2 separate regions of the Homo sapiens genome follow, and region 2 is linked to region 1. A link is a contact called in ENCODE Hi-C data. All regions are on one chromosome and are shown on one strand. Each heading gives the region's core, a stretch centred on a gene start or an enhancer-like site at or near the end of the contact. The rest is flanking DNA. Distances are from core to core; before and after follow the strand shown.

Region 1 (4,984 bases), core at 698-3,197:
GAGGAGGGTATTCCTCGGTGCTGGGTGTGTGGGGGATGTTGATGTTGCTTGTGGAATATTGGGATTATTTTCAATCCATCACCTATCTGAACTGTTTAGTATTTGGGATTCAAAGGAATAGAGTTGATGAGACTGACCAAGGGTGGGAAGAGATTAGCCACAGAGGGAAGTGGTAAGAAGCTTGTTGGAGGAAATGAGTGAAGTGCCAGCGTGTTGCAGAGCAGAGAGATGGCAGGTGAACATTTTATCAGGCTGATTGAGGCTGAAGCGTGGTTTGTGCAAATGGAGAAGGAAGAGGCAACTCCCAGAGTCCTAGTGGGAGAGAACCAACCACCCTGGAACTGCAGAGATCCAGGGAGCACAGAGGAGGCAGCTCCCAGAGGGAGTAACGCCTTTTTCAGCCCAACGTGTTCATCAGCTATTTACTCATTATTTCCTGAGTGCTTGTTAATATGTAAAACATTGATCTAGACACTAGAGATATAATGAGGTGGATGGAACGAAGGAAGTCCCTACCTGCCTAAGCTTACATCTAAGGAGGAGAAGACAGATACAGGTAAACCCATGAGATACACACACAGACATTATATACAGCCTAGGGTGGTAAATGCTATCATGGAAAAATAAAGCAGGGTAAGGTGACAGAGAGTTGTAGGGCCAAAGAAAGCTCTTTTCCTGGGGGTGCCAGGCAGGCTCCTCTGACCAGGTGATGTTTCAGAGGAGACCGGAAGGAGAGAGAGCCACACAGGAACCTAGGGGAAAGCCTGGAACAGGCACAAGGAAGAGCAAGTGCGAGAGCCCAGAGCCCGTGAGGGGAGGATGCCGGGCATGTCCGGGAGCAGTGAAGTGTCTGGAGTCACAGGAACTGAGCAAGGGAGTGAGTAGAGGAGAGGGGAGGGGAGGGGTGGGGTGGGGTTGTGGAGGGTTGAGGAGCTAAACAGGGTCAGCGTGGGGACGTAAGATGGGGGAGAGAAGGAGAGATTTTCCACACTGGGAAGCAGGGTCATTTTATGTTGGCTGCTGACTGTATGTATGTGAGCCTATGTATGGTTAATTAATCTGGCATGAATTTGTGTGCATGTATGTGTGTGTGGTTAAGTAAATATGTGTGTGAATTTGTATGTGTGAGCATGTTATGTGTCTATGTGAACACACGTACATATGTTTATGTTACTGTGTGTGCCATATGTGTTCCAGCGTATATGTGTGTCTGAGTGATCATGTATGCGTTTCTTTGTGTGTGAGTGACATAGTATGGACATGTGTCCCCTTCAAATCTCATGTTGAAATTTGATATCCAATGTGAGAGGTGGGCGTAGAGGGAGGTGTTTGGGTGACGGGGACAAATCCCTCATGAAGGGCTCAGTGCCACCCTCGTGGTAAAGAGTTCTCACTCTTAGTTCTGTGAGAACTGAGTGTTGAAAAGAGCCTGTCACTTCCTCCACTCTTTCTTCCTTCCTCTCTTACCCATGTGATCTAAACACACCTGCTCCCCTTCCCCATTTGCTGAGAATGGAAGCTTCCTAAGGCCCTCACCAGAAGCAGATGCTGGCACTATGCTTTGTGTACAGGCTGCAGAAACATGAGCCCAATACACTTCTTTCTTTTATAAATTACCCAACCTCAGGTATCCCTTTGTAAGCCACACAGATGGACTAAGACAGCGGTTCCATGCATGCTTAAGTGTATACAAGTGTCTCTGTGTTTATGTGTTTGTGTTTTTATGTGTGTCTAAGGAGTTAAGAGTATGTGTGTTTTGTGTTTCTGTGTGTCCATGATAATACACAAGACAGAAAAGGAGTTCCCATGGGGAAATGAGAACATGTTGGGAAGCCTCTCCTGGTATCCAGCCTCAGCCTCTGCCCTCGCCATGGGTCACAGAACAGACCAGTGCCATCGATGAGGTCACACAGTAGAGCTAGGATCTTAGCGACCATGGGGAGCTCAGTGTCCACTCTGGCTGGGGCCAGCTGGAGGCCTTCAGTACAGCCCCAGCCAACTCTCACTGAACAGCTGGAGCACCGACACCCTGGGCACTCATTTCAAATCATGAAATGCTACTTCACAGATCACAGGGGAGAACAGTCACCCACCGATGGGACCACCCTCAGCTTGACCAGCCCTGAGTCCACTGAGGAGAGTGTGGAAGTGTTCTGGCCAGGTAGGTGAAAAGAAAGGCCTGGAAGGTCAGCCAGCTGTGCTCCCTGGGAAGGAAGCCCTGATGGGAAGGGACAGTGCCAGGTTGCCTCCTGATACTGTTACCAAATGGTTGTGTTGACCATAAACATAGATGTGGAGGGAAAGGAAATTGATATTTATGGGACACTTGGTGTGACTGAGGCTGTTATGAGTATATAAGGTGTTTTCAGGGGATATGAGAATGAAAATGTAAAATGTTTATAATTATGTATTTATTTTAATGTGTATTTGAGAAAACAACACGTCCATCCTGTGATTTCAGCAGTGAAATAAAAAATTCCTTTATAACAAAATGATGAAAGTTAATCTAGAACATCAATTTGAAGACCGCGGGGACGTGTCTGTGGGCAGCACCTAAGTGTCACACCAGCTCTGGGGGCCCAATGGCTCCACCACTCATTCAAACTCCATGCCTCTCTTTCCTACTCTGTTGAATGGGAATCCTAACAATATAATTTCTTAGGGTTGTTTTGAATATTAAACTTGGCAAGCACTTCCATGGCAAGAGGGACACAGTAAGTGTTGAAGGAGATAGTGAGATGCCCCCTCGGGAAGGTGAAGACAGGTCACAAATGTTGAAGAGGATGGTGGGTCTGGGTGGCTTGGCCAAGGCACTTTGCATGTGTTGTTTTTTAAATGGGCTTTACTGAGGTGTCTTTTATGCACACAGACTTCAGCAATTTTAAATGCACAATTTAAAGAAGTTTGACACATGTACATTTGTGGAACCACCAACACAGTCATGATAAAGAAGATTTTTCAAAACCCCTAAAAGTCCCCTTGTGCCTTATTATGACCAGTCTCCTCTCACCCCGTCCCCAGCTCTGGGCAACCACTGAGCTGTTCTCTGTTGCTAAAAATTTGCCTTTTCTAGAATGTCATCTGAATAAAATCATATACGACATGGACTCTTTTTTTTTTTTGTTCACATTCTCTTATGACTACATGGCCTTTTTAATTGGCTTCTTTTATTTAGCATAATGCATTCAGGATTCATCCGTATTGTTGCACGTCTCAGTGGTTCATGGATTTAACAGGTTGCATCATATGGATACACCTCAGTCAGCTTACCTATTCCCCAGTTGATGGTCTTTTGCTTGGTGATTACTCTAATACATTATTTGATCCTTATCATCATATCCCTAATGTGTATATAACTCTGTTATTCACCATTTAATGGTCTTTCTCAGTTGAGTCAAGGATTTGGTGATTGCATTCATACATTATTCAATCATTACCACACCCTATGAAGCAGGCATTATCACCATCTTCATTTTTTCAGGAAATGGGCAGAGGGGGCGGTGTTTGCTCAAGAGCTCCCAGAGCCTGTACCCTTTCAGAGTCTGCGGCTCCTGAAGGTAGATGTGGCATTGATCCCTTAAAGGGCACTGATGACAATGTCCTTCTGCTTCTCAGGGACTATACAGAGAGAAGGGTCGTCCCCACGGCCGGGGCCTGCCATTCCCCGGGAGGAGGGCCTCTACTTCGCTGCCAGGGACCGGGGGATGCGGGACTGGAGCAGCTCCCCATCCTCAGAGTCCTCCGAGTACCAGTCCTACTCCCAGTACCAGTCGTGCTGCTCCTGCATGTGCGATGAGGACAATGCTGCTCCGCAGAGTGTGTGTGCCTTCTACACGCACGTGCAGACTGTGCGGGGTGTGGCTGTGGCCTGGGAGACGGAGGCCGGCTTCGAGCCGGTCACCAGGAAGCCCCGCATCCATGAAGCCCAGTTCATCAAGAGGCAGAGGTGGAACGGCTCCTCCTTCGAAATGGCTTCCAACACCGATATGCGCTGGGACCTGGAAGCCTGCAAGAGCAACTGCAGCCCCGAGCCCGAGGACATAGACCTGCTGGAGTGCTGCCTGCAGGAGCTGCGGGAGCCGCCGGACTGGCTGGTCACCACCAACTACGGGGTGCGCTGCGTGGCCTGCTGCAGGGTCTTGCCCTCCCTGGACGCTCTGCTGGAGCACGCCCAGCATGGCATCCGGGAGGGCTTCAGCTGTCAGATCTTTTTTGAGGAGATGCTGGAGAGAAGGCGGGCTCAGGGCCAAGCACATGACCAACAGCTGGAGGAGGAGCAGAGTCCTTCAGACAACAGCGAATGTTCCCGGCCCCAGGGTGAGGTGCTCTCAGCACAGCAGCAGGAGAAGCAGTGAGCCAGAGGGGAGATACCCAACCCTGCCCTCACCTCCAGGGCCTGGGACTGCTCCTTCCCCAGCCAGCAGTATCAGAGCCACTAGGGCAGGGAGAGAGGACCAGGGTCAGGGGGAAGGAAAGGCATGGAGTGTAGAGCAAGGAGGGCCAGGAGACTGGAAGGAACCCCCTTCCTGCCCTAGGCACAGCATCTCCACCAGAGTCCATTTCAAAACCCAAACGAGAGGGCTTTGAGTGTTTCTGATGGCAGGCACAACATCTGAAACCCACAAACGCATGGCCAGAGGGATTTCTATTTTTGCCGGTGGATCAGGCAGGTCCACACTTGCTAAGTATATGTGGGTCACAGGACAGCCAACTGCAAATTACTCTCCAGCCCTATTTTTTTCACTATTACAAATCTGTCATATGCCCTAGTTCTATGTCTTATGTTATTGGGATTAAACTTGAATAACACAAAATTGAATGCAGTGACTAACTGAGTGAACCATGCTGTCATATTGGACACATGGGAAGTTGCCATTTCCATAGGTTACAAACTAGCAGAAACACCTGGAGACAGGCAGCTTCTCAAGGTAGAGCAGGAGGCTGGGGATGTCCTTCTGACCTATGAGTTCATCTATGTCAACTA
Region 2 (4,984 bases), core at 1,709-4,208, 170 kb before region 1:
TGGAGAGCCTCCCCTTCCCCCTGCCCTCCTCAAGCTTCAGGTGAAGGCTTTGAGGTGGGAGATATCCCAGATGAAATCCTTCCCTCCAGCCATCCTTGCAGCTCCTCAGCAGCTCAAGCCCACCTGGGAAGGGGGTTAGTAGTGAAAGAAGGGACTAACTGAGGCAAGGGAAGACAGCCCAGAGTGGGGTGGGCCAAAGGAGCCCCTGGGATTGGCCAAGCAGAGAATGGAGGACGCAAGGAAGGCCTGCCCATCTGCCATGTGTCATGGCCCAGAAGAACGTCCCTTTCCCCTTCATCTAAGACAGGGAGGTCCCTAAGTCTGGAGAGGAAGCTATTCATGGTTGATTGGTTGTTGGGATTTTCTTTCTGTCAGACTTTCCCCAGGCTGTCTGACCTGGGCTTAGAAGGGAATGCACTTTGCACTGAGCTGGCTTCAGTCTTTCTCCTGAGAACCCAGGTCAGCTGAGTTCTGCTCTTGCCTCCCCTTGACTTTAGGAGGCTGTGGATTAATCACACTGTATTCTTCCCACAGGCAGCCCCTTCCAGGGAATGTTCCAGAGTGATACCAATGACTTAAATTGGGGGTGACACATCTGAACATCAGCATGTGCTCTACATGCTCCATGTTTGGGTCTTGATAGGCCTCCACTGATCCCTTGTCCTTCCCGCTCTGTCCCATCCACTAGCTCATGCCATGCAACCCTTGGAAACCAAGTAGAAATGAGGGGGTGTCTGAGATTTTTCCAATTAACTAAATGAAGCATATGATTGAGATAAAGACTATGGACTGGCTGGATTTTGTGAAATGAGGTTTAAACTCTCAAATGGAAATAAAACCAAAATCCACTCCAGCCTCGATGGACCCTGTTGGGGAGCAGCAGCCCTGTGTGCCCCTGTAGCGTGGCCTTCTCTCAAAGCCCTTTGCTTCCCTCCAGTAACCCAGGGCATATGGAGTAAAATCCCAAGAGCCAATGAGGAAGACGGCCCAGTTCTGGTGCCACCAGCAGGCTTGGGTTCTTGAGATTTCTGGCAGAGACTGGAGGAATAGGGCTATTTCAAGACATGAGGCCTCCCCTCTTCAGTAAGGGTCTCCAGGGCTTCCTTAGGGTCAGGAAAAGACAAAGACACTTACTTCTGTCCTGGCAAAAAGAAATCAAGGTGGGAGGATGCAAGGCCATCTCTGGCCTTCCTGTCTACTCTCAACAGCTTTCTCTCCCCAGGTTCCAGGAGACCTAAGCCCCTCTGCTCCAGGACACAGCATTCTACCAGCCCCCTTCTTACCCACCGCACACAGTTGTTCCCTTCCCAGTGAGCTTCTGGTCATCCAAGAGCAGACAAACTTGTTCCCAGAGACCCAGGGGCAGATGTGTGTTGGACTTGGGTCACCCGGGGAAGGCTATTTATAAATCACCCCGATAAGCACAATCTGCCCTGCTCAGCCCAGGCCACATGGACACGCTGTGTGTCTGGTGATTCTACTGCTAAGCTAACCCTCCCAGCACCGTGACAGCAAACTGGACATTTCCTGTATCAGCCAGGCCTAAAAAGTGGGCCCTGGAAGGTGCAGGAGGCTCAGGAGCCAGCCAGCCACTGGTCCTGAAGGGTCTGGCTTACAAACTATTCTAACAGCAAGAACTTTCACTGCTTTTTTTTTTTTTTTTTTTGTATTAAATTGACCCATCTCAAGATGTGTTCTTGTAACACAGTGGTCAGCAAACTTTTTCTGTAAAGGGCCACATTGTAAGCGTTTTCAGTTTTGCAGGCCATATGGTTTCTGCTGATATAGTGTAGAAGCAGCTTTAGACAATATGCAAATGAATGAAGGTGGCTGTGTGCCAATACAACTTTATTTACAAAACCAGATGCTCAGACCACAGACCAGAGTTACCAGCCACTACTGCAAAGGGAACTCAAATGCTGGAAAACAGGACCTCATTTACTACACACATCTGTTTAATCTGCTTCCCAGGTTCCTATACTTAGGGAGCTACCTGAAAGGCCTACACAATGATTTTTCTTAAGGCTATCTAGCTTTCCACACACATTGACCACTGCCGTTCTCAATGTTCAATTCTTCTCCACCAGAAAATAAAAGAGGTAATTTTAGACTCAGTCAAGCATACCCTGTGGGAGTCTGGTGGGGGCCCTCCCAGGGTGTGTAAGAACAGGCAGCCTGTGGCGGGCTTTGTTTTGGGGACACACATGCTCGCAGAGCCCACAGGCCAGAACGTCTCAGTCACCAGTTTTTCTCTTTGTTACAGCTGGTGTGACCCTGCCTGGCCCAGCGCTGGGGGAGCTAAGAAAGCCAGCCTCCCTCAGCCCTGAATGCTGAAAACCTGGGACCATGGGGTCACCCATTTGACAGCGCAGTGGCCTGGGCACATCTGTGCACTCAGCCATGTGGGAGCAGAGATCCCTGACAGATGACACCTAAGGACAAAGTCACACATGTACACGGTTCCGGGTACGTGGTCCCCGAGGCCCATCCAGCACACCAAGAACCTTAGCCCCAACACCAATGGGCTCCCGGCACACACATACCACCCTGCACAGCACCCTGGCACCGAACTACTTCCCCAGCACAGCATCGGCCCAGCGGGAACATCCCTCCCGCCATGAACTTGAGCCTCCCTGCCCACGCTAAGGAGCCAGACAAGTGTCTGGGCTGTACCTTCCGCTCTCTGCGTGTCCAGCTGCTCAGGCCTCCTCGGGAATGGGAGAGAAACCCGGCTCTGCCCAGCAGCCAAGACTTCTTTCCTCTTTATCCAGGCTGCCCAAAGGTGATAGGAGAGTGGATTCAGGACCCAAGCCTCCTCTAGCTCACAAACCTACCCACCTGAGGAAGATCAGTGACCAGAAGCCGGCCAGACACGGGAAGTCCGCGAAGCTTACCTAAATAGAGACCCAGCCGGGGGAAACCAAATGGTGTTCTTGGTGGGGAAGAGGCAAACAGTCCGCACTGCAACACCCGCGTGGTGTCAAGTAACAGTCAGATTAAACAAACAGCCTCAGCTGCTATTTTTACTTCCAAATCAGCCACGAGTAACAGATCACTTGGGGAGTGAGAAATTGCTTGCCGCTTAGCCGGACCCTAACCACGATTCCAACTTCAATCCAGAATGATTGCTAAAGCTATTCCAGCACCTAGAGTCAAATAAAAATATCCCGAGGTGGGAAGGAAAACATTTGTTTAGGGAAACATTAAAAACAGGAGAGTGTGTGCCTTGGAGCCAGAGCCCAGAGCCCTGCTGATGTCCCGGGGCAGAAATAGCCCGTTTCATCATCGGCTCTGGACGACCGCCGCCCGCATTCCTCGAGTAAGGAGCCGTCCTCTGCTGTGCTTTTGGAGCAGAATAATCTGCAGCTAGGGGAAGGCCAGGCTGGGTCTCAGGGTGAGAGTTACAGAAGGATATGAAATAATCGGGGAAGAGGCAAGGTAAGTGTCCACTTGGTAAGCTTGGCTACAGCAAGCCCGGTTGTTTGCAAAGTCCAAGCACCAGTGGACAAGTCCCGTTCTGCCAGGCTCCCCTCTCCACCTCTGGGAAGGGCTGGCCTCCCTTCAACCCTGAGGTGGGCTCATGCCTGCCTTCCCAATGGCTGCTTTCTGTCTCAGGCTGGGGTCACCTGCTCCCCAAACTGCCCACAGATCCCCCAACTTTTTCCACTGGCTTTTCCTTGGCTTGTGCCATGCCAGCTCCCAGAGTGCCTTCCTTACTCTCCCAAGCTGGCCCTAGGATAGTCTGCTTGCTACCAGGATTTAATGCAAGAGTGGGTTTTTTTCCCCCTTTCTCTCCAAGGTTCTTTTTTATGCTTCCCTGACTGTGGCCTGAGAAAGCGGAGATGACTGGCCCCCGCTGGGTGTCCTGCTCTGTGCAGCGCTCAAAGCCTCTGCAAGTTTGCAGTGTGCTGTGTCTTTGGGTCTATTTGTAGACTGTCCCTTCTGCCCCTGTGGGCTCTTCAAGGGCAGCAACCTGTGTCCCAGCCCCAAGCTGGGGCCTGGCACCACCTCCAGCCTTGAACCGGCTGACAGCCAGGGCCACAGGGACCCAGGTCTATGTACTTTTGTCTAAACCAAGTCACAAAGAACAGCTCCTCCTTGCCCTGCAGACTAAGGTGTGAGATTCCAACCAGCAGGAGCATTCAGACCCGCCTCCTCCTGGGAGCCTCAAGACTTGCCTTTTGCCCTGAGAGCTTCAGAACCTCGCTGTGGGGATGATTACTTGCTGCTCCGCACTCAGAGATGCTTTGAGGGAGGCCCAAAGTGAACCCCTCAATTTTACCCACCCACCTCCCTACCTCCCCATTTGCCAAAACAAACGCATGCCAAAAGGTCAGACAAAAGCCATCAACTTGAGATGGGAGCCAACATTTAAAAAGTACACAGGATTTTGAGCCCTGGCTCCATTATTTCCTGGTCAGTTGACATGTCACATACTTACCCTTCCTGAGCCTCAGTTTACCCATCTCTAAAGTGGAGAGAATGCCTGTGCTCTGTGGGATTCAGGGTCAGGGGAGCTCATGTACATGAATATGCTCGTCTATTGCAAAGCTTCCCAAAATGTTAGTCATTTATTTGTTATTTTTTCCCATGATTTTTGCTACACCTCAACCATCTGTATCAACATTTACTTACTATTTTCCTTTAAAGAAAATTTAAATTGACTTGCTTTTTTTCTTGAACAGAAGAACTTTATGGAAAACAACAATACTTAATAGATCATGGATTTGACATATTTGTTAATTTCCCTCCCTCCCAGTACACATTGAAACAAATTTACAGTCAGTTCATATGTCATCTGTTTGACCCAAATCATTTTGTTCCAGATGTTAGAAAATGTTGCATTACTAAACCTCATTTTATGGAGGAGTTTGCTTTGGGGTGTGAGTAACATGAGCTGAAAGCTTCGGCAGGGCCGCTGGTCTTCCTAATTTGCTTTCCTCCCCTCCTCAGCACCTTCCTTCCCCAGCTTACGTTTCATTCT

Evidence for each region. A loop is a pair of places that touch in the nucleus more often than their neighbours do. Pooled maps may share reads with other maps.
Region 2: a loop to region 1 is called in a pooled map, with 2.1 times the contacts of the local background. The contact joins the promoter of C10orf71 here to the promoter of FAM170B in region 1. A Hi-C loop is called at or near these places in 1 of 50 pooled maps.

The regions. Positions count from the first base shown.
Region 1 is chr10:49,130,984-49,135,967 of GRCh38, reverse strand. It overlaps FAM170B (family with sequence similarity 170 member B), which reads left to right and starts at 1,947. Exons shown (of 2, transcript NM_001164484.2): 1 at 1,947-2,161; 2 at 3,616-4,814. The coding sequence starts at 2,050. The coding sequence ends at 4,355. It overlaps FAM170B-AS1 (FAM170B antisense RNA 1), which reads right to left. Exons shown (of 6, transcript NR_038973.1): 2 at 1-312.
Region 2 is chr10:49,297,144-49,302,127 of GRCh38, reverse strand. It overlaps C10orf71 (chromosome 10 open reading frame 71), which reads right to left and starts at 2,958. Exons shown (of 3, transcript NM_001135196.2): 1 at 2,895-2,958. It overlaps C10orf71-AS1 (C10orf71 antisense RNA 1), which reads left to right and starts at 3,235. Exons shown (of 2, transcript NR_108038.1): 1 at 3,235-3,438. RefSeq lists a silencer at 4,905-4,984.